Linked DNA regions of Homo sapiens: regions 1 and 3 are each linked to region 2. The links are chromatin loops, found by intact Hi-C in ENCODE. Cell type or tissue: ascending aorta. All regions are shown on one strand. Region 1 overlaps DYSF (dysferlin). Region 2 overlaps LOC124907827 (a long non-coding RNA gene). Region 3 overlaps DYSF (dysferlin).

Evidence for each region. Hi-C counts contacts between places; a loop is a spot of excess contacts. Peaks named below come from ENCODE experiments on the same cell type or tissue, not always from the same donor. Only the 100,000 strongest peaks of a DNase experiment are listed, where the experiment ranks them.
Region 1: it touches region 2 in a loop (2.2-fold over the local background); 3 of 110 quality-filtered maps call a loop at or near these places.
Region 3: a loop joins it to region 2, with 2.5 times the contacts of the local background. A loop is called at or near these places in 9 of 110 quality-filtered maps.

What each region holds. Positions count from the first base shown.
Region 1 is chr2:71,642,205-71,650,204 of GRCh38, reverse strand. It overlaps DYSF (dysferlin), which reads right to left. Exons shown (of 56, transcript NM_001130987.2): 42 at 6,142-6,240. Among named protein-coding and RNA genes, the nearest start is that of DYSF, 180 kb to the right of the region's middle. In ascending aorta, no CTCF peak of the experiment used is centred here; a DNase peak (open chromatin) is centred at 4,044; H3K27ac peaks cover 997 bases.
Region 2 is chr2:71,713,568-71,721,567 of GRCh38, reverse strand. All of the region lies in intron 1 of LOC124907827 (a long non-coding RNA gene), which reads right to left. Among named protein-coding and RNA genes, the nearest start is that of DYSF, 250 kb to the right of the region's middle. In ascending aorta, no CTCF peak of the experiment used is centred here; DNase peaks (open chromatin) are centred at 37, 262, 4,507 and 7,497; H3K27ac peaks cover 8,000 bases.
Region 3 is chr2:71,614,022-71,622,021 of GRCh38, reverse strand. DYSF (dysferlin) reads right to left here. Exons shown (of 56, transcript NM_001130987.2): 41 at 1,413-1,475. Among named protein-coding and RNA genes, the nearest start is that of DYSF, 150 kb to the right of the region's middle. In ascending aorta, a CTCF peak has its summit at 3,206; DNase peaks (open chromatin) are centred at 2,681, 3,061, 6,341 and 6,861; H3K27ac peaks cover 3,788 bases.

The DNA.
Region 1 (8,000 bases), 71 kb after region 2:
TTGGCCTCCTCTGACATTTTTGTCTCCTTGATCTGACATGAACTGAGAGAAGGGAATTAAATCTCCCCCTACCAACCAGTGTGTTTCCATTGCTTCTCATATCTCCTGTAAGTTGTGTTTTGTAAGTATTGATGTTGTAGTATTTAGCACATAGATATTCTCATAAGTGTCATATCTTGGAATTGTACCATTTAGCATTATAAAGTGTCATCCTTTGTCTCATTTAATTTTAGGAACCTGAATACCCTCTCATCTAATATTAAGATGATGACTTCTGCTGTCATTTAATTTGCATTTGCCTGGCACACATTTTCTTAATCTTATTTTCAAACTTTATCAATCTTTTCATTTGAGAGTTAGATTTTGCTCTGAGATCTGATTTAAATTTTGTAATTAGTAAGTGACTGATGTAACATGTATTGACAAGACAGATATGTTTGGTCTTGGTTTTACTTGTTTAATTATATAGTCATGTAATGTATTTATATCACATTTCCTCATTTCATAGGTTCTTTTTTTTTAATCTTTGCACGGTCCACTTTCTGTGTGTGGGGCGGATGGGAGTGGTGCATGTGACAGTTCTGATAGCTGGAATGATCTCAGCTTCTGTTCTAGTATTTATATACATTTATATATTCTGATAATACTTAGTCCTCTATGTCTTTAGGCATAGTATTTATGGGGTCCCTACTGTAGCAATAATAAAATAATCCAATTTTATCTCCCTCCTTCTCCCTATCACCCAGTTTTAGACAAGAATATCTTCCTTAACATTTACCTTTGTACTGTTTGCTTGTATCTTGCTTCTATGCTTATTATGTGACTTGCCAATTTCAAATAATATCTGTCCACTGTATTTATTTTATCATATGTCAATCATTGTCCTTACTCTATATTCCATACTCTTTTGTCCTTCTCCACCTAATTTTTGTCAGTTTTACCATCTCTACATTTTCAGTATATATGATATTTACATTCTTACCTATTACCTTAACCCTTCCATTTGTTTTCATTTTGAGTCTAAGGTAAAATATGACCATATTCACTTTTTTTTTTTTTTTTTTTTTGGAGACAAAGTCTTGCTCTATTATCCAGGCTAGAGTGCAGTGGTGCAATCATAGCTGACTACAGCCTCGAACTACAACCAGTCCTTCTGTTGTGGTTTCTCCAGATAACTTCCCAGGTTAGCTGAAGTTAATCCCCTAGGAGTTCCTTCAAGACAGGCTCATTGGAATCACATTACTCCAGTTCCTGAATATGTACAAATGGTTATCTGTAGCCTTTATGCTTGGAGGGGAGCTTGGCTGAACATATAATCCTCAGGTCACCCTGTCTTTCTTTGATGATCTTATATCAGTGTGTTATTGTCTTTGGATATGGAATGCTGTTACGAAAAAATGGAAGCCATCTTGATTTAGTTCCTATTTTAAATGACTTAATATTGCTTTTTTCTTTTCAAGAGGTGGGGAGGAGGTATGACTACCCAAAGAATTATTTCTTTATCTCTAAAGTACAGTAATTATATTAGAATATGTCTCAGATTGACCAATCTTTGTCAGTTTTTCCTGACACACCATGAACTTTTTCAATATGTATGTTCAACTATTCTTTCATTTCCGTAAGGTTTTATTAAACCATTATGGTTTTTTCTGTAATTTTTTTTACTATTTTGGTTGTCTTCCTTGGAGACTCCAATTATGCAAATGTTAGGTTTCCTTTCCCTGACGTCTATATCTGTCATTTTCTCTTTGTTCCTTTATAACTTTTTCATTATTTCCATTTTCGTTTGCTTACTTTTATAGTTTCTGTCCTCTGTGCCCTTGGTTGTGTTTTCCATGTGGCCCTTCTGCCCTGTGCTCCTTCCAACTTCACGTTTTCATCTCTTTCTTTCCTGAGTCCTGCCAGCCCATAGTTTATCACTCATTTTATCAGCCCTTGACTACTTTCATTTTTGCTTTGCATTCTGACTGCCCCATTTCTAAAAAGTTCATAGCAAAGCATTTCATCTCATCTGCTCCTTGGCAAAATTTTTCAAGTAGGTATATGTCCTCTTCTACTGATAAGTTTTCATTTTGATTTTCTTTTCTTTTTTGCAGGATTTTTGAATTCAGGCTACACCGTTTTAAAAAATTATTTCTCACTAAATGAGCTGAATTTTGTTCCCACCACAGAGGCAGACTGCTTCCTGCAAATATGGCTCATTTGTGTAATTCTTGTGTAGCTCCACCTCTGCTTCTCTGAATCAAATCAGGTCTAAGAGGCTTCTGTCATCAGCTTCAACCTGTCTCCAAAGTTTCCGTATCCACGGTTGTAAACAAAGGATGTAACATTTATATTTCATGGTGAAACCTCACTTTCAGGAACTGTATTTTGAAACTATTATGAAAATTTTCAAACACACACAAAAGTAAAGAGAATAGATAATAAACCCCCATGTAACCATTATCTGTCCTAAATAATTATCAACATTCTTCCATTAGAAAGTATATTTTTGCTAGGCTTTCTGAGATCTGCTACTACTCTGATCTTTCAACATTCTGCATGTATCTTCTCTTCACTTACTGCTGAGTGGCCTCTAACCAATTTCAGTTGTCTTTGAGCAGCCCTTACATATATTTTGAAGTCTGTGGCTTCTGTTTGTTTCCAACTTTTCTGAAAATGGATTTTGTGGGTTTGAATGATTTCCAAGAGAAAAGGGGAAAAATGCTGACTTATGCAGCCATGTTCATACTGGAAGTCCCAATAAAATATTTTTTAAATTTCTAAGCGGTTGAACTTTTTGTTTAAACTTTTGTTATTAATTTCTCATTTTATTGCATTATAATCTGTCTTGTATGATTTCTGCTTTTGGTAACTTACTACAAAACTAATATGTGATCAAATTTTGTAAGTATTCGCTGAGCATCAGGAAAAAATGTATTCTCCATTTTTTATTATTTTTATTCTCTATTTTAAAGCTATAACTTTAATTTCATGTAGCTTAAAAAACATTTACCTTGTTATTCAGATCTTTTATCTTCTTATGTATTTGTTGTCTGCTTGATAGTTAAGGAGAATGGTGTAATGAAATCCCCACTGCAACTTTAATTTCTGTCATTTTGTGCTTTTATCAAGTGTGAGATATCAGTTTATACATTCTTATCCATTTTTGCTTTAAGTATTTCTAAGCTTTACTATTCTATGCATAAATATTTGAGAGTCTTTTCATTGAAATATACATCTTTTATTTATATAAAACTCTCTATTTTGTTTCCTTTGCTCTTCACTTTAAATTCTGTTTTCCTTTGGTTTACACTTACCTTGTTTGCTAAAATATTGTTTTCCAAAATCTTTATTTTTTAGCCATTCTAAGTTGTATTGTTTTAGATGTGTCTTTTAAAGACAGTACAATGAATTTTGACTTTTGATATAGTCTAAGAGTCCTTGTCACTTAATGGGGAAGTTTAGTCCATTTTTATTAATTAGGAACATTAAGATGTTTTGTTCTTTTTTTACTATGCATTTTCTGTGGTTTCTGTTTTTAATGCTTTCTTGTTGTGTCTTTTGTTCCTTTATTTTTCTATTTAGATTAGGAGTTGTTTTGTCCCCCTATGCTAGTGATTTCTAAAATCTGTTTTCCTGCACCCACTGTGTGCTCCACTCTCTCCATAATGTGGCAGGCTATTTTTCAAAGACCCACGTTGGTGATGGTGGTTTTCTTCCATTTACTTATCTTTAAAGAACCAGCGTTCCTTCCAGGTCTAGTTTTCCCCCCAGAAATAGTTTGAATGCATTTTGCTTTGGACAGCCTATTTTCACTTGGATGCTGTCAGAGACCTCCTCCAGAGGTCAAGCAGGAGGGCTGGGTGCCAATTCAGCATCCGCACCTGAGGGAGCAGCGAGGGGCCAGGGCCATGGGCCACCCTGGCAGGAGTCCTCATTCTTGCTTGGGTTGTCTGACTTTTTGGCAAGGCCACAGGACCACATGCCAGACCTAATGTGTCAGACCTTCTTCCTGGTACACAAATAGTTCTGTCTCTTTGCCCAACCTCACACACCCAACTACCAAGTCGAGGAGGAACTTGCTGCCTGAGGATCGCAGCTGCTGCTGCCTGTGCCTCATCTCTGAGCAGCCAGGTCTCCAGGCACAATTCACCAGGCAGGCCCATAGAGCAGAGACAACTTTTGCTGACTGGTGAAACTGCCCTCCAGAGTGCCTAGCAGAGACTCTGCGCCAAAAGAATCACCTGAAAGCCCAGGCCACCTGCTACCCTGACAAGCTTCAACTCTCTCTCATCCAGTCCCCTCCAAAGGGCTCTTGGGGCCTTTCCTATGTGTCTAACAGCCTGTGCCCACCTCTCATTTTCTCCTCTCCAAGCCTGGGAGGTAATTGCGGGGTACAGAGTCTCCCCCATTTATAATCCAGAAGTAGTGTTGCCAGATTTAGTAAGTGAAAATACACAATTTCCAGTTAAATCTGAATTTCAAATAAATAACTGATACAGAACGGGGTCAGGTAAGTGCTGGGTAGAGGAGGACGGTGTCCCTGGCGAGGGCTTCATCCCCCGGGCCTGTGCCACAGGCCTAGGGAGGACAGGCATTTCTGTTTTCTTGCCCAAATGCTGCATTTCCCAAGACCATCCTGGCCTGCCACACCCCCATTCTGTGCCTATAAAAACCCCCAAGACCCTAGCGGGCAGAAACACAAGTTGCTGGACATCGAGAGGAACACACAAGCAGAGGAACACACAAGCGGCGGGATGTCGAGAAGGACCCACTGGCGTAGGAGCACACCAACAGGCCTCAGCAGGCCAGCAGGCCATTGACCAGCGGAACAACGTGGAGTTTGGTCCTGGTGGTGGGAGGAGAGTCCAGGCCACTGAGCAGCGCGACTCCAGGGGAAAACCACCTTCCCATTCCATCTCCCTTCTGGCTCCCCAATCTGCTGAGAGCTACTTCCACCCAGTAAAACCTTGCACTCAATCTCCAAGCCCACGTGCGATCCAATTCTTTCAGTACACCAAGGCAAGAAACCCCGGGATACAGAAAGCCCTCTGTGCTTGTGATAAGGCAGGGGTCTAATTGAGCTAACACAAGCCGCCTACAGATGGCTAAGCTGAAATAGTCCTCTGTAACACACATCCACTGGGGCTTCAGCTGTAAACATTCACCTCTGGACACTGCTGTGGGGTTGGAGCCCCACAACCTGCCCATCTGCATGTTCCCCTAGAGGTGTGAGCAGCAGGGCACTGAAGAAGCCAGCCACACCCCCACTGCACACCCTGCAAGGGGGATAAGGGAACTTTTCCTGTTTCATAACCAATAATTTTTAAAGAAATATGCCCCGTGCAATATTTGATGCATGCTGATATTAAAAAACTATTCATTGTTCATCTGAAATTCAAATGTGACTGGGCATCCTGAATTTTAACTGGCAACCCTAGCCAGGAGACCATGCAACTCCTTTAAGGAGTAATTTCTGAGTCACCTCTGATTATCTTCTTTAAAAGTAGTCTACTTTTTCAAAGCATAATTATATTTGTATAATTTCCTCAAAATACCACAATTTGGCTGACTCATTTCTGTTTTTTTCCACAGAAACAGGGTTTCCCATATTTTCAGATTTGTAGGTAATTTTCTGGCCCAATTGTAGGAGTTAGGGGTCAGGAGTACATTCTCAAACCGACTCTCTTTTTATTTTAACACAAATTTTCTACTATAGAAAAGTTCAAATAACACTGAAAGACATGGGATAGGACAACAAATCCCTGCGTACCCATCTCCAAGCTTTAACTGTTTTCAATGTCATGCAATATTAATAATGTTGACTATTTTGAAAATCGGTGAGGGGGCCACCCTGATCTTGGGAAGGGGTAGGGGGCTGGGGCACGTTAACACAGATCATTTCACCTCTAAACACTTCCATATTCTTCAGCATTCTCCTGGGAATACTGTCTTGGTTATCCCAGCCCACACTTGCTTCGGGCTGTAAATCGGTGGGTGGCTTTCTCACCCAGCTGGTCTAGCAGCATTCATCACCCTCAGACACCGAATGAGGAGACAAATGCAAATACATCTACTGCATGAGCTCTCTTTCTGTTGTGTCTCCCACTGCCCAGTACGCACACACACACCGACTGTCAGACTGAAGAGAGGCCTTACCTTCAGGGTGTCAAAATCCTTCTCCAGGTAGGAGCCGCACTTTTCCCTCTCCCCTATGGAGGCAAAGAATTTGCTCCACCAATCGATGAACTCTTCCTCCTGAGTGGGTAGAAAGAAAGAGACCATTTCAGAAACAGGACTCGCCAAGCAGCATTCTTCAGAGTTGGAAACCCTCCCTCCGCTGCTAGGCCGCTCTGGACCACAAGGCTTTCCTAAGGGTGATGTGGGGGAGCAGAGAGAGGAAACCTCCGCCTCTCCTGGGGCAAAGACTGCAGACTGAGGAAGAGGTTTCAGCATTTGGTTGGTGTTGAGAGGCGGAGGCTCTAGCCCTGGCTCTGCCCCCCAAGCATGTGTGTTTCTGTCAAACTCCCCAGCCTCCCTTTTCCTTTCTGTGAAGTGGGCATAAGCATCTTTGTAGTTCCTGCATCCCAGGGACACAACACACTGAGACCAAAATCAGAGGGTACATAGGGTAGCTCTTAGGGGAAAATGTCAATAATGTATTATTTATGAACAAAATGCAGTAGATCCAGGAAAATTCAGACCCAAAAGAGTTTTATCTATTCTGCCCATCTGCCTCCCTACCCAGGCAATAAAGGAAGCATTGGAAATCAGCACTTAACCTCCCCAAGGTCAAATCAAGGCAGAGTCCCTGAAAATCAACTAATACTAAGTGCCTTTATTCCAAAGACACTGCTAAATGTGAGGTATTAGGTGAGAAGAAAGGAAGTATGTGACAGCACAAATTTTCTGTGTGACATCCGCATCCTTCCTCCAGTCACTCCTATTTGCAGGAAAAGATGGACAGGCCTGTTGTGGCAAATCCTGACCTCCCCACCATTTAACTCCTCCTGTACATGGTGTGTCTGCAGGCCCTCTTAGCTCTGGTGTCTAGAATATTCCTTCAGCTGTGTCCTGTCTCGGCAGGTGGGGTGTCCTATCACCTAGAGGGTCACCAAGCTCCCTGAAGCTGGGATGGTCAGTTCACCCCAAAAGCCCACCAAGGTCCCATCACTCACTCTGAGCCCATCTGTACCATTAGAGCTTATCTGGTTTAGTGGGAAGGGCCAAGGACACGGCTTCAGGAGCTCATTCTGGAACTCGCTTTCCTCCTCTGTATGAGAAGGTAGGCTAGAAGATCTCCCAGGAGCCTGCTCTAATTCTCCACCAGGAACTGAACACCTATCACAGAGTTTCTGAAAATGCTGGTGGCCCCTTCAAACTAAAGCCAAGTGCTCTGAGCTCCAGCTTACTAAAGGCAAACACAAGCTGGTGCCCCGCCAAGGGTTCCTGAACAGGCATCCTGGGGAGACGGTAGGATGAGGTTCTCGAGTCTCCACCCGTCCTGGAAGTGTGGTCCTAACACACCTTGTGTGGCCAGGTGTCTCCAGACACACCACACAGGGAACGTGTACCAGAGTGAGGCTGAATCTGCAGCCAGGCCCTACCAGACCCACTTACCCGGAGGGTCTTCTGCAGCCAGGAGAGAGGAAACAAGGTCAGGTGGGGTAGCGTACAGCATGGCAGAGCTTTCTGACTTGTAACCACTCTAGAAAAAGCCAGCTTAGAGCAAGGCAGACCCAAGCCTTGATGTTTAAAGTTCAATTTAAAGAAAAAGATGCTATGGGTGACACACATATACAGACATACATATCAAACTCACAGGATGACCCACACGCAGAAGAACTGACTTACACAGTCACGTCCAAAGGAGATGTGTATGCTAAAACACACATATGCCCCCACAGAAACACACAACTGCACATACTGGCACACAGGCAAACATGGACACTTAGGTAGAAATGGTTAGAATGGAATCCAATTTAGCTGTTGAGTTCCCCTAAATCTTTATTTTTCTT
Region 2 (8,000 bases):
TGAGGGAAAGAGAAGGAGTGTGGACATCCAGTCCTGGGAATGCCTGGGGTTGGGAGAGCTGAGTTATTTTGGGATTGTTTACATTTGGAATCTTCCTGATCTTTGGTCCCAGAAAAACACCCACATGTTGGAAACTCTTCCGAGTTATTCACTGTTGGGGTTTTTCTTCATCTCCTTCAGCTTTTTCTTCTTCTTGGATGGAAAAAAAATCTGCTAGTGATTAGTCACAACCTGTGAGGCTCAGCTTTTGACAGCCCCACTGAGAAGAGAGAGACAAAGAGGCTCAGAGAGGGGCCCAAGGGCAGATGCTGCTGGGAAGGAAATATGGGTTCACAGCATTGACCTCCCCGGGGTGAAGGATGGTCCGTTCACCTCTATCTACCAGGGGACAACCACTCCCTGGATGTAGGGCCCTTAATGGCTGTTCCATTCCAAGCCCTCATCCCAACTTCACTGGGGAGCATGGGCCAGGGCATGTGTTAGAAAGAAGCCAGGGGGTCAGGACTGGACAAGCAGGCTACAGAGAGAGGAGAAGAGGAGTGGCTACCAAGAGCAAAGGATGCTTGCCCCATGGGGTCCCTTTGACCACAGCCTCCACGGATAACCCAGAGTGCCCCATATCAAGGTGGAAATAATAGCTGTAGATGAAAATCCCAAACCTCCTTGGGCAACCATGTGATCTCTGGCAGGTTTTATCACATCTTTGTTCTCCTGGAAATCCCAGGGTGTAAGTGGGCCTCCTGCTTTTTTGCAAGAAGGCTAAAGGTCGAATGGGGCTAAGCACTGTCCACTGAGGCCAGGACAAAGGGATATTGTTGTAGCTGAAGAACTAGGGCCTGGAAGTCAGATCTGGATTCAATTTTAAAATCTAAGGATTGTGAAACATGGTGGGGAGGGGGTAATAAAGGGAATTTGGGAAATCTCCCTTGGTGTAGGTCTTTCTAAAGAGGTTTCAAAGCAACAAAGGGAAAATCAATTTCAGTACAATAAGCAACAATACAGCAAGATGGCTTAATGTCAGGGAGATGGCAGAGCCTTCCCTAGGGTGAATGGGACCCTGGGCAAATATTTTCTTGCCAGGCTCCTGTCTATATAAACAATTGAGTCATTCAAAATCAGCATGTCAGCACCATTCTGAAAGCCCAATTTCATGTGATCCCACATAAAAAATTCTTCACCAGCCAGGGGAGCAATCCACTCACCAGACTGCCTGCCAGGAACCAAGTCCAGCTATGTGGCCCCAAGATGACTGCACAGGCATGAGGCCCATTGCTCCTTGGTACATCTAGTCAACCTCACACATGGGTTTGAGTGTCAGAGGGTACCCCAAGGAGGAGAAACAGGGACTGGGGCCCACACAGGTGCCAGTTCAAGCTGAGGATGCCCCAGCTAGATGGCACTGCCAGTCCTGGTCAGTTCCAGCTACAGATAGAAACCTAGAAGATTTCAAGGCGAGTGCTACAAGGCATGAGGTCCTTCTTGCCCAGGTCTTAGGGTGGTCCTGGGGCTGGAGGCAGTAGTCTCTCAACAAGGCTCTTTATACTTCTACAGTGAAGGAGGCTGAGGGGCAGGCAGCAACACCAGGTTTTCAGTCCAAGCTCTGTCTGTTATTGGCTATGTGACCTCAGGTCACCCTCTGTTCCTCTCTGAGCCTCAGGTTCCTCATCCATAAACCAGTGATGGCAATGCCCACCCCATAGAGCTGTTGTAAAGACTAATAGTCCAGTTTCCTGATCCTGCCTTTGCCTGCAAAGAGCCGACTTGCCTATGGGCAGTGTGGCCCAGGTCTAGAATCTTGGCCCTGCCTCCAGGGGCTCTGGGGCAGGCCTGTGCTAGCACCATTTCTCCTTGTCCCTAGTGCTAGCCTTGGGAACATGGCTCAGCCTCATTTGAAAAGAGGGGCCGCCAGGCCAGGGGGGAAGCACAAGGCCAAAGTAAAGGCCTGTTATCCAAAGTAGGCAGTCGAGGGCAGTGAGTCCAAGCTGCGGGTCTGACAGGAGGGGAGGAAGGCCCAGGCTGGGTCACCAAAGCAGGGTGCTTGAGGCTGTTATTCCAGCAGAAATACTGCCAGCTTGGACTGATGGAGACAGAGAGGAGAAAATAGGAGAAGGCAGCCTGACAATGAGAGCAGAATTGCAGTGATACAGCCAAGAGCCAAGGAATGAGGAAAGCATTCACCCTGGAAAAAGAAAGGAAATCACTTATTCTTTATGGGAACTACAGGGCAGGGGGCTGAGGAAGGTTCTCGTCTGGGGGTCATGCTGACCTTGTAGGAAAAGGAGGTGGCAGCTGAGCCCTCGGAGAAAACTATTCAAAACTGTTCAAGCCTCCATCTCCATCCAGTGCTATGTATGACTGAATCCTGGTGGTTGCTGAGCACAAGTCCACATTCTCTTCTACAAAACTGCCCCAGGAGCTGGCTGAGGAGCAGCCAGGACCTGGGGCCAGCTGGGAAGTAGGGATCTGGAATAAGCTAAGCATGCCCTCTCTCTGTCTCTCTCTTTCTCTACTGATTACCCACCCCCACTCTCCAATACTAAGGGAAAATCCCCTCTGATGGCACCTGCTCTTGCCTGTGGAGATAGATGGAGGTCCCCTAGGACCTTCAGAATTGTCAAACCAAGCTAGAACAGCCCCCAGAGGAAAACACAAAGGACACCCTTGGCAACGACCCAGCAAGGACTCCCCTGGAGCCTGTCATGGAGACACTCCATGGACTTGCCATCTCCACAACTCTCCCCTGCCAGGCAGCTAGCTTGGTCAAACACTGTGGAGCCCTCTGCATTCCCAGCCTGGGGAACAGACCCCTGCCCAATTCTCACCTCCACTAGGGAATGCCCCACTACCCCATTTATGGCCACTTTTTAAAAAAATCCAAAATGTAGTCTGTCAAAGAATCTTTTATCTTACTCGAAAATTTAAATGAAAAGTCTTACCAAGATATAAAAGTCAATTTCATCTCATTACAGTACACATTTAATGTACCAACATTATCAGAAAGAAGAGGCTCTTCTGTACATAAATGGCCCCAGAGCAAGGGGTGGAGCTGCAGGTGCAATGCCATAGCTGGCAATGCAGTCCTGTCCTGGTGACAGAGTATGGGACAGGTACTGGCCCTACCTGAATAGGGGGAAGAGCTAAGTTCCTGCTGAGTTTAGAGTTCCAAATGGGTGGAGGAGAGGTCTCCATAGTTGTATCCCAGATCAATCAGTCATCCAGGCCTGAGATTTGCCAGAGTGAAGGGGAAGGGTGACAAAGACCACTGGGCGAGGAGAGCAATGAAAGCGTCTGCACCCAAGGGGAAAACGGAGACACAGTGTATGGGGATTGAAGCCACAGGACTGCTGGGGTTTGGCCAAGTTTGGTGACATCGGGAGGCTACGACCCCTCAGGTCAACCAAGGCCTTTCTGCTCAGAATGTCATTCTCATTTATTGTGATAATGAATGATTGAATATCCTTTTAGATCACTCTCATACCTAACAGCTCCAGAGAGGGAGGCTGTACATTATTTCTGCCATTTGACAGTGGAGAAACTGAGGTGAAAGGATGGCAGCATGTCCTTCCCCTGCACCACCCTCTTCAGAGGCAGGAGTGTGGTGAGGAGCCTAGGGCAGCTGTATGGCGCCCCCAGGGCCTGGCCCACCCCAGCATTTGGGTGGAACCCTGACATCCCTCCTTACCCTCCCCTGATGGAGGGAAAAAGAGCCAAAGTTTCCCAAGCCAGGGCATGAGAAGATGGCTCTCCCCAGGATAGGAAGGGCCACTAGTCACCAGGAAGCAGCCCAACCATTTTCACCAGGCACCCTTGCCCACACTCACCAACCAAACAGCCTGGGTCAAGGCCTCTGACCTGGGCCTGTTCTCCGTGATAACTGGCACCTTGGGAAGCAGCCCTCATCTTGTAGGAGAAAGATTTAGCCTCATCTTGGGTGCCTGTGACCAAATATGCCCACTTCATCCTGCTTAGGCCACTTAATGCTGAGATCAAACCTAGGCACAGTCCCACCAAAAGACCAGGAGCTCCCAAAAAGCAAATTGAACTGTTACGCATTTACTCCCAAGACTAGTTCTTGCCCATCTATTTCCTGTTTGCCATTCAGTGAATGAGCCTGAGTCTCCCCATTGCCCAGATGGAGAAAGCAAGTCCCAGAGACATCAGGTGACTTGCCTGTCAGAAGTGTTCTTAGTCCTGGACCTCTGGCCTCCCACCCTGGGGTCCTCTCCTCCAGACAACCTCACCATGGCCTCATGGTGTTCACCCCAAGTAAAATCCTGGAGCCAGGACAGGAACTGGGACAAAGAGGAGGACACTGGGGCCCAGGCCTTGACCCCAAGTTCCTATTTATAATCCTTGTTCCGGAGACGGCCACTTAAACACACATTCCTGATAACTGAATAATCTTTGGCACCAAGCAAAAAATAGCCTGTGGCCCAGACCACAATTGCACAGCTGGAGCAGGGTGAGCAAGGACGGCGCGGCCCCAGTGGGACAGGACAGGCTGCTGAGGGGGAGGGGTGGCGGGCGGGGCCGGGTTGGGACAAGTGAGTGGGACAGCAAATATAGCTGGTTAAATATAGCCTTGCCGACCCGGACACAGTGCCAGACTCCTCTGCAGTGAGCATTTCCCAAATCGGCTAGCATCTCCTGTTCCCAAAGGAAGTGATATCCAGAGGCCTGGAGGGGAGGGGCTTGAGGGGCCTCGGTGACGATGGACCCCAAGGCTCAGGAGAAGTCTGCAGACAAACCGATGCTCTGCCAGCGTCTCCTGGAAGTGCCACTTTGATGGAGGAAGCGTGGCTGTGCCCTGAGGTGGATAACAGAGGTTATCTCTTTCCCCAGATGAGCTGGTCAAGACCCAGACACCTTCCCATCCCCGGAGGACTGACACTGAGGCCTTTTCTCCAAGAGGTCTCAAGTCAGAAATGGAAATGAGAGAAATGGAAAGTTTTGAAGTCCAGAGCCCAGAGGGGTCTCTGAAGCAAGCCAGGGTCCTGACCTAGGTGGGGGCCTCAGAGATGGCAGCCATGGACCTCCCTACCCATACCCCCTCCTTCCCCTGAAGGATCCTGGCCATGCAGGCTGCTTGGGCTGACAGTCTTGCAAATCTTTCTCTGCACCAAGCAGTTTCCTCTCAGGGCCCCTCAAGTTGCTCCTTCAGGGCCAGAGCTTGGTTCTGAGTTGTGAGACTTGGAGAATCCGTCGTGTGCCCACCTAAGGAGTTATGACAGTGGTAAACAAGGCAGACAGCTCCAGATCTCAGCCCCTCTGCATGGTGGTGTCTCCTACACTCCCTGGAGGTCCCAGGGAGCATCTCACTTGTAGTTGAGAACAAGCCTCCTCCTCATCCATGTCTACTCACCTGTAAGCCACCTGAAGAAGGCTCACCCCAGCCCTTGCTGCCATTGTCCCCTGAGACCCCATCCATACCCAGGTGTGTCCCCAAGCTCACAAGGTCACCAAGCTGTACTACTTTTCTGCCAGCCCTTCCTTGGCTGGAGTCATCAGGGTCCCATGGGGAATTTGAGGAGAACATCCCTGTCCTCATTACTATCCTCACTGCCTACGCCTCCAAATCCCACAAAGCCCAGCACTTTCTCTCTAAGCAGGATATGATCCATACTTATCATACTTCCACCATTCCTGCCTTCAGCCTCCTTCCAATCCGGGGGAATCCTCCTTGTATGTGCTCTTGTGGGAAGTAGTGGCACACTCTCCCCACTCAGAAAGTAAGATGTGCCAAGCCCTCCCCATCACTGTTCCTGACAGTCAGGCCAGGTACTCTATGTCAGTTCAGCAAGGACCCTGCAGAGAGGAACTGCTAAACCTCCCCAAGCTGCGGCTGTTAAGGTTTCTGCAGTTGTGTGGGGGAAGGGGCTAGGGCATGCAGGGTCGGTGCAGCCAACTTTGGGGTCCCAATGTCAGACACTGGGCCCTTCATTCCACAAAGATGCCCCAAGAGCCCACAATATGCCAGGCAGCACTGTGTGTATCGGAGGGAATGAGACCCAGGAGCTATTCTGGCAGATGCTCAGAATCAAGTGTGCTGAGAAGGAGAGCGTGAAGATGAGGGACGTACAGGAAGCCTAGCCAGGGGATAGGGTCAGGAGAGCCTCTGGGTGGCAGGGGCCAGAGGGGTGAGGGACTCCAGGTAGGACCCCTGTGTATAAAAGGGCTCCAACTGCAAGAAAGGGGGCTGTTTGAGGATGTGAAAGAAGGGCAGCCTGGCTGGCGCTCAGAATGAGACAGAGAGAGACAAGAAAAGACAAGAGAGACAGGAGGAGGCTAGAGAAGTGTGTAGGGGCCAAATCATGCCTTGGACTCTGTGTTAAGGGAACTTCTCAGGGCAATAGGAAGCCACTGAAGGGTTTTAACCAGGGGGTAGCCTGATCTATTTATATGTTACAAGGATCCTTCCAGCCACAGTATGGAGAGTGGATCGGAGAGGGCTTGGATGGGATGTGGGCAGGCCACTTAAGAGGCACTGTGGACATCCAGGGGAACAATGGCAGCAGCCCGAACTCAGCTGATGGAGGTAGGAGGTAGGGAGAGGTAGGCAGTCCCAAGACATCAATAGGAAACAGAAACCACAAGACACAGTGAATACTTGGAAGACAGAAGGGGAGATAGAAGTAAAACACACATTCATTCATGTATTCAGCAGCAATGCAATGAGTGTCTAACGCACATCAAGTTTTTTGCTAGGCACTGAGGATACAGTAGTGAGCAAGACAACAAAGTCCCTCCTCCTGGGGTTTACACTCTAATGGCATGGGAGCAATGTAAAATAAATAAACACACACAATCATAAGCCACAGGCCAGGAAGACAGAACAAGTTGAAACTGTTTGCAGCCTTCCAAGCCGCTTGTTGTCCCTGCTTCTCCTTCTGGAATAGGCAGTTTCTGGGACAGCATATTAAAAGACATGAGCTTCAGACAAAGAAACTGCTTGATTGCCACTTTCCTTGGGCAGAGAAATTACCTTGAGTGAGGTCCCTGGTTATTTTAGAGGATGAGGTTGTCATTCAGCCTTGCTAAAGGCTTACAAAGAGTCCATAGTCAGCTCTTCAGATGTGAAGAGCCCTAGCCATGGGCCACATTCCACTCCAAAGCCTGGCCTCCAGGTGTCAAGCCCAGAGTCAGGAAAACCATTCGCCATAGCCCTCCCAAGGCCCCTCAGACTGAGGCCATATGCAGGAGGCCCGCCAGTGAGAAGCTAAGGTCATCCAGTTATGGGGACACATGGCCCGGGAGCCCTGCTGTCCACTGCCCCAGGCTTCACCAAGGAGTTTGGAAGTGAGAGATGCTAACATCGGGATATGGCAAGAGTATCCATCAGAGGAGTGGGCGGGAGACCTTTCAGCAGCTGAGGCCTCGCTGCAAGTCTCATCCACACCAGCTACACTGAGGATCAACTGCTTCCCAGCCACACTCAGCCCTGATTCTAGTCACATCAATTTGACCTCAGACTGACCACAACCATGGCCACAGACCAATCCCGAAACTGACTCAGACTGATTCCAGTCCTGGCCAAGACTAACCTCTGATACTGGCCACAAAACTGACCTTGTCCAAAGACTAACCCTACCCTGGCTACAAAACTCACGCTGACTTGGACCAGAGACTGACTCCTGACCTCTGAACAGGGTTAGTGGTATGTACCATGCCATCACAAGCCTCACAGGGCCCACAGGTGACAGTCTGGCTCTACTTGAGTGACAGCCACATGTGCCAGAAAAAGGAGGATCTGTCCTGTGCAAACCTAGGGTCACCTACAGCAATCAGGCTCCCAGGCAAGAGGGCTCTGAAGCAGCATCCAGAACACCAGAAAGAAGCCACGCAGTTGTCCAGCATACCAGCTTATTGGCCTGTGGATCTTTGCAGGGCAGTTCCCCGCCAGGCATGCTTCCTTCTCCTCTCTGCTTACTCTAATCCTGCCACCTGCAATCTCACCCACCCTAGGAAGCTAAGCTGACCGCTCCACATAGCTTTTCAAAGAT
Region 3 (8,000 bases), 100 kb after region 2:
GTAGTTAAAAGTTTACGAATGTTCATGTGACATGCAGTCATATCTTTAAAGAATATAAGAATAGGCTGGGTGTGGTGGCTCACGCCTGTAATCCCAGCACTTTGGGAGGCCGAGGCGGGCAGATCATGAGATCAGGAGTCCGAGACCAGACTGGCCAACATGGTGAAACCCCGTCTCTACTAAAAATACAAAAAATTAGCCACGTGTGGTGTTGCGCACCTGTAGTCCCAGCTACTCAGGAGGCTGAGGCAGGAGAATTGCTTGAGCCCAGCAGATGGAGGTTGCAGTGAGCCAAGATCATGCCACTGCACTCTAGCCTGGGCGACAAAGTGAGACTCCATCTCAAAAAATATATATATAATATACATAACATACATATTATACATATATTATATATACACACATACAAATATGGAAAAATATTCATATATACTTTTAAATTTAAAAAATCCAAATTATAAAAAAGTATGATTCCAATTTTGTTTTTAAAAAGTATTCATGTGAGTTTAAAAGATATCTAAAAAATCTAGGCACATCAAAACCCTAACAGTGCCTATCATAAACTGGTAGGAATAAAAGTGGTTTTAACTTCCTACTTGACACTTTTTGTGTTTTCCATATTTTATTTAAAATAGATAAATCAGAAAAAAATATGTATATCGATAGCCTCCTTCTAGAAGCTCATGAGACCCCCAGTACAACAGTGCCTCCTCTTGACACCATAAGTAGAATGTAACTCGCTGCCTTTAGCAAGTTCTGTCTCTTACGCCACCCTCCACAGGTCAGGGGCTCCCACTGGCCCTCACCATGGGACTTCAGGAGCGCATGCTGAAGGCCAGACATCAAAGTCATCTTCCTAGAGGGACCCACAGCCCAGAAAGATGACACCTAAGGAATCCACTCAGGCAAGCAGAAAGGAGCCCTGCTGGAAACTGCAGGAGCAGACTGTTGGCCCCAGCAGACCTCTTAGCACCCGAGGGGCCAGCCAGGGTTCCTCAGTCACACACATCCTTCACACATCAGGGAGGAGCACAGAAAGTCAGCCTGCCGTCTGAGGTCCCACGCCCAGAAGAGCCTTCTGGGGTCCCACACTCCAGAAGTCAGAGTCTAATTGAGAGATTTCCCCGCTTCCACTGGCCCATGCAGCCCCACCTAAGCCCCCAGCCCTCACACAGGTAAATAAGGTAAATCCCAGGAAGTAACCTAGGGGTGTCCATTTCTGAGCATCTACTCCATAGCTTTCTCTCACCCCTCCTTTTCAGTGAGGCAAAGATAGGTGACTTCCCTGCTAGGGCTCAGGAAATACCTCCTTTCTTCCCTCCCACTCTCCCCTCCCATTTCCCTCCTAACCCCCCTACCCCCAGCCCCACAAGGGAATACAAGGAGCCCACAAATAAGTAAACAGTACATACATGAGGACTGGATGGAGGAGAAGCCGTGTTAGTGGGGGCCAAGCTCGACAGACCGTCTGCAAGCTACAAATGAAACATGCTGGTTAGCAACAGGATTAGAGAACCCACTTTAGGGAAGGCTGGACAGTCTCCAAGAGGTAGCGCTCTCTGACCAGGCACCCTCTGCTCTTCCTCCAGGGAGAACATGTGCTTTGGAGTTGGACAAGCCTGGCTCCAACACCTCACCAGATGTGTGACTTTGAGCAAGCCCCTTGACCTCTCTGGGTCAGCGTCCTATCTGGAGAATGGGCCCAAAGCCCACCTCACAGGGCGACAGTGAGTATGAATGAGACGAAGGCTGTGCACGCCCAGCACAAGGCAAGGCACGTGGAAGGGGCTCAGCCAATGCCTGACTCTTGCCCACTCTCTCATATGTCCTCCCTCCCTCTCCAAAATCTGCCTATTTCAGGGACACTCCAACCCCAGCATCCTAACCTCTGAGCCACACCAACACTGCAGGGCATGGTTCCCAAAGCTACAGCAGGTTACTCAGTCTTCCCTCCTCCAGGACAAGAACCAGGGCATCATATGTCTTCCCCAAAACCTGACATCAGTGGGGACTTTAGGAGTCTTATAGTCCCACCTCCACTCCATGCTACAAATCACTTTCTGCATCCTTTTCTGAGCATCAGCTCCTTGCCTACAATCTCCCAGTACTGTGAATCAATCTCCCTGTACTGTGAATCCTTGGGCTGCAGCCTGAGGAGGGCCTCAGGGCTCAGGGCTGAAGGCAGGAAGACTTGTTCAGAGACCACTACGATACTCTAGGATAAGGGGATGGGGCTCTGGGTGAATGAGTACCAGGCTAGCAGGTGGGCAAGGTGAGAAGACGCATGCTAGGCAGAGGGAATCGCAAGCGCAAAGGTAGAGGGGAAGAAAGAAGCACAGCCCGTTCGAGAAAGAGCAAACGGGTCAGGAGGGTAGGTGCTGGGAAGCAGCCAGCTAGGACCCAGAGCTGCCGGGGCTGGCCCCTCAACCTCTAAGCCTTGAGCAGGGGGCTCTGGGAGGACTCCAAGGGGCGAAACCCCAGGCTGCCCTGCCTTCCTCAACAGGAAGATCCTGGAAGACACTCCCCCGATGCCCAAAGAAACCCACGGAAGGTGAAGCCCTGCTGGGCCCAGGAGGGACGTTTGGGGACTCGGATCCCTCCCTGCTCTGTGAAAAGACACATCACTGAGGGGCCCCTCAGGGCTGTTCAGAGCCAGAAGCATACGCAGGAGGGCAGAATCAGCCTTGGGCACCTAGCCAGGGCTGCTGGATGGCCCTGGGGTGCTGGCCACATGTCGTGTGACCCCTGGAATAGACTGGGTGAACTCCACGTGCCACCCCTAGCTGGCCAGAGACGGGCCTCGCCAGGCAGCAGCTCTGCCCCTCCCATTTGCATCCTGAACCCCACAGAAGCCTTACTGTTATTTTTAATGCAGTTCTTTTTTAGAAAGGTGAGAGGGAAACCGGCAGTTCACCAGAGCAAAATAAAGCTAAACATAGTGCTCCAAAGATCTGGTCCAGCTTCAGAAATTACACGTTCCCCTTTGGGACTCGGGCATAATTTGCCACTCCGGTTCTGGGAGCACGTTCCCACCTTCACGGCATCCCAGAGACTATAACTGGAGCAGCAGGCTCAAAATTAGCCCCAGCCCCAGCGCCTGGGAGCCTGGGAGCCTGGGAGTCCCAGAGCCGGCCAGCCCCAGCACCCACCCGACAGAGTGAGGAAACAGTCTCCCGAGGCCTCCTGCACACTAGCAGGCCAGGCCTGTCTCCTGCTGGCACCCCACGCTCACCACACACACAAAAAACACACTCACACGGACACACACCCACCACCTCTACTCCACATACACACCCACCTCTGCCACACACACCATCTCTACCACGCACACACACTCACATCCCTCTACCACACACACACCTCCTCTGCCACACACACCACCTCCTGTAACACACACACCACCTCTACCACACCCACCACCTCTACCACACACACACAACTCTACCCCACACAAACACACACTCCACCTCTACCACACACACACACCCCACCTCTACCACACACACACCTCTACCAAACACACACATCACCTCTACCACACACACACCTCTACCACACACACACAACCCCACCTCTACCACACACACCCCACCTCTACCACACACACACCACCTCTACCACACACACACACACCACCTCTACCACACATGCCACCTCTACCACACACACACCCCTCTACCACACACACACCCCATCTCTACCACACACACACACACCACCTCTACCACACACACACCTCTACCACACACACACACCTCTACCACACACGCCACCTCTACCACACACACACCCCACCTCTACCACACACACACATCCCATCTCTACCACACACACTTATACCCCACCTCTACCACACACACACACACACACCACCTCTACCACACACGCCACCTCTACCACACACACACCCCACCTCTACCACACACACACCCCATCTCTACCACACACACACCCCATCTCTACCACACACACACACACACACCATCTCTACCACACACACACACCCCATCTCTACCACACACACATATACCTCACCTCTACCACACAAACACCTCTACCAAACACACACACCACCTCTACCACACACACACCTCTACCACACACACACACCTCTACCACAAACACACCTCTACCACACACACCCCACCTCTACCACACACACACACCCCATCTCTACCACACACACTTATACCCCACCTCTACCACACACACACATATACCCCACCTCTACCACACACACACCACCTCTACCACACACACCACCTCTACCCCACATACACACACACCACCTCTACCACACACACACCCCACCTCTACCACACACGCACACACCCCACCTCTACCACACACACACCCCACCTCTGCCACACACACACCACCTCTGCCACACACATCACCTCTACCCCACATACACACACACCACCTCTACCACACACACACACACCACCTCTACCACATACACTCATACATACACACACGTACCCCTTTGCCACATAAAACATACACACAGAGTCCCACTTCCAAGCCTTTGCCCGAGCCCTTTTGCCTGCCAGGAAAGCCTCCCTGTCCTCCCCTGTTCACCCACCCGCCTCAGAGGCCGCCTTCCCGGAGAAGCTTCCCTGGTTGCTTAGCCTATGGTGAACTTGCAGGGCCAGGAGACTCCAAGAGTTTGGTCTCCTTGTTAATGAAACATCTCCTCACTTTGACATCACTCATTTGAGATCTTCTGGACACCCCCTCATCCCTTGTCTCTTTGTGACCAGAGTCGGAACTTCCTAAAAGTTATTTCTCTAATTCTTCAACACTCACATATTCCCACCTCCCGAAATTCTCCTTCTCTGAGGACTTGAAGAGGAGCCCCTCTACCTAGGAGTGCTCTCTCGGAATGCTAAGCAAGAGCCGCCCTTGCCATACCCAGCTGGCTCTGGGGGCATCTCAGTGCCTCAAAGGTGCGATTTCTGGGGGCACAGCCTCTATTTGGAGCTTCAAGACCCTCTATAGGAAATGGACAGGGGGTGGCAGGCTCTCTGTGTGTTCCTGAACACTGTTTTTCTTCCCCTAATCATAATCATAACACCAAGAACTGCCTTAATAAAAAAACAACAACAACTAGTGAACAAAGGCCTTAATTTTATTTTAAAGGTAGAAATGAAGTCAGAGACAGAATCAGAGACAGAAAGAGAAACCTAAAAAGAAGAGGAAAGAATGACAATGAAATGTTGGGTGCAGTGCATTCAAATTGTGTGTTTGGATGGAGGTAAGCCCTATTTTTTCATTATTTTTCTATATTTTCCAAATTTTATATAATGAACACGTATCATTTTATTATCTGAAAAAATGAATATATCGTTTTCTAAAGCAGAGAACTAGATGGAATAGGACACTTCTGCTCTCCCTGTGTGAGGACACACCCAGGCCTGCCCTCAGAAAGTTCAAAGTCAAGGCCACAATTCCTGCAATGCCACCACCAAGCTTAGACACACCTCTGGCCAGCACCCATGGAAGCTCGTGCACACACCTGCTCCTACCACCCCCACCTGTCATGCTCACTCATGTGCACACACCACCCCCACCCCTAGTCTGCCACTCTAAAGTCTACACATAGGATGGCTGCACAGACCAAGAACAAGTGGTGGAGTTAATACGTGTGAGTATTTCTCATCCCAATCCTCATCACCATGGAGAACAGTTTAAACAGGCCAGGCACCCCCTAAACAGGGCCCCCCACCCTTACCCTTAGAGACAGACACTGATCTACGAGCCCTGGGATGCTGAGCACAGACCTGCCTTATACACGTTTTGAGTCACCTCCAGAATTGGCCACTCTCGACACAAACCAAAACATTTCTAGAAACCTAAGAAATACTCCGTGGTGAGTGCCAGCCCATGGCCTGAACATCAGGCAAGGGTCTCCGGTGACATGTTCTAAATGTGTGGCCAGCTCATCCCAGGACCTAGGCAGATGCTGGTAAGAAGGCTTTGGGAGCAGAGAGAAGGTGTCACGGAGGAAAGTGACAGGAAGGGACCAAGATGGAAGGGTAACTCTGGCAAGAGCAGGTTTGAGCTAGGAGGGGTCCTAGGACCACAGCCAGGACACAGTGAACACATCCAGCACCAGCCAGGGCTGCATCAACTGTGAGGATGGAACAGGCTGCCGAGAAACACCGGTGGGGCAGACAGAAGCCAGCCAAAATCCAGATTCTGCCAGACCTCTCGTCCCTCCTGTCCCCAGAAGCCAGGGCCCTTCATGCTATCTGCACTGGGGAAGGAGGGAGAGGAAGAAAGCCCAGCCATAGTTATCTAGCAAACCACTGGAACTGCACCCGGGGTCAGCTGCCTCCTGGGTTGGCCTTGGAGCGCCTGTCCTTCAGAGTGCCAGGGACAGGGAGGAGAGGCGAGTGAGTGAAAGATTTCCTGGATCAGCCAAATCAGAGCAATAGATCTCAGAGAAAAACATGGAACAAAGTCAGATACCAGAAAAGGGGCTTCCCCAGAGGGCCAGGGCTCCCTGCAGAACAGAACTGGTCTCCCTGCTGGGTTTGAGGCTTTTGAGAACAGAGTTTTGTCTCTTTCATCAGACAGGGAGCTCCATGAGGGCAAGGTCCAAGCCTCCCCCATCAGAGCAAATCAGTGTCATTTCCTCCTCCTCCCCTGTCCCAGGCCAGGGGAGGCCCAGCCCCTCCCCAGGTGGGTACACCTCCAGGAGCCCCATCCCAGCTCCCACCAGTGCTGCTGGTCTGGCCAGCAGCTCTAGCCAGAGTGGCCGTGTGCTCCCACAAACAGCACAGGCCCAGCTCTGGCTCAGATCCCAGCCCCAGTTCCCTCATGTCAACGCCGGGAGGATGGCCAGGCTGGGCCTCCTCATCGTCTGCCTCTGGCTGTGCTTGTGGCCAGCAGGACCTAAAATAGTCCCTCCCCATCTGAGTGTGTAGACATTTTGAGGGCAGCACACACAGAACGGAAATCCTGCTGGGCAGGCCCTGCACTTCCCTGCACAATCTCAGACAGGCCCATGGAGCAGCCGGGAAACAGGAGCCAGGAGCAGGCAGCCAGAGTTTGGGGCAAATTATCTGCCTAATTCAGCTATAAACACCCAAGCAGCCCAGAGGCACTAGCACTGAGTTTAGCTAAATTTCACATAGGGACATCTGAAATTTCCATTTGGGTTTCCCCAGCCAAGAGAGAGATTCCTCCTCAGATCCATACAGACAGTAGCCAGAAAATTCGTCCATCCATCCATCAACCCATGCACCCATCTACCCACTTGCCAAGACAGACAGACTTTCATTAACACCTCCGCTAAGCGAGGCCTTGTGCTGAGCATTGAGAATACAAAGAGGAAGGAGCCGCAGTTGCTCCCCTGAGCTTAGCCTGGGGAATATGCTAACATTGACAGAGACAGCAGGCCCTAGAGCAGCACAGTGACCCAAAGATAGGCAAGTCTCACAGGAGAAGAGGAGCCAGGAAAGACTCCCCCAAAGAAGCGACCATGCCTAAGTTAAGTCTTAAACAATGATCAAGAGTTGGACAAGGGACAGGGGGCAGGAGGTCTTCCCAGCAGAAAGGCTGGCAGGGCAGAACCCTGGAGAGCCACAGAGGCTGGAGAGATGGAACACAGGGCTTCTGAGGACTTTTAGCATCAGTGAAACTACAGATGCAGCAAGGCCCGAGGACACAGGTGTTGTCTATACAGGCCTGGAGGCTCTGCCTCTGGGTGGCCCAGAAGTTCTGGGAGCCCCAGGGTGCCAGGGGTATGACCAGTATCTTGCAAAGCCCAGAGAGGAGGGTGACAACCTGGAACAGATGGTGAGTTCAAGGCTGGTGCTCACAGTGAGACCTTTCTCCATGTCTACTGTGGGAAGGACCAGATGGGCTCAACCCTACAGAATCCAGAGCCACTCCATGGCCCACAGTCGGGGGAGCGCTGCCCCTCAGCACAAGGTGCCACAGACCTCCTGCCATGCTCTGTGGCATTGGCATCTGCATCACAGGCTGGCCCT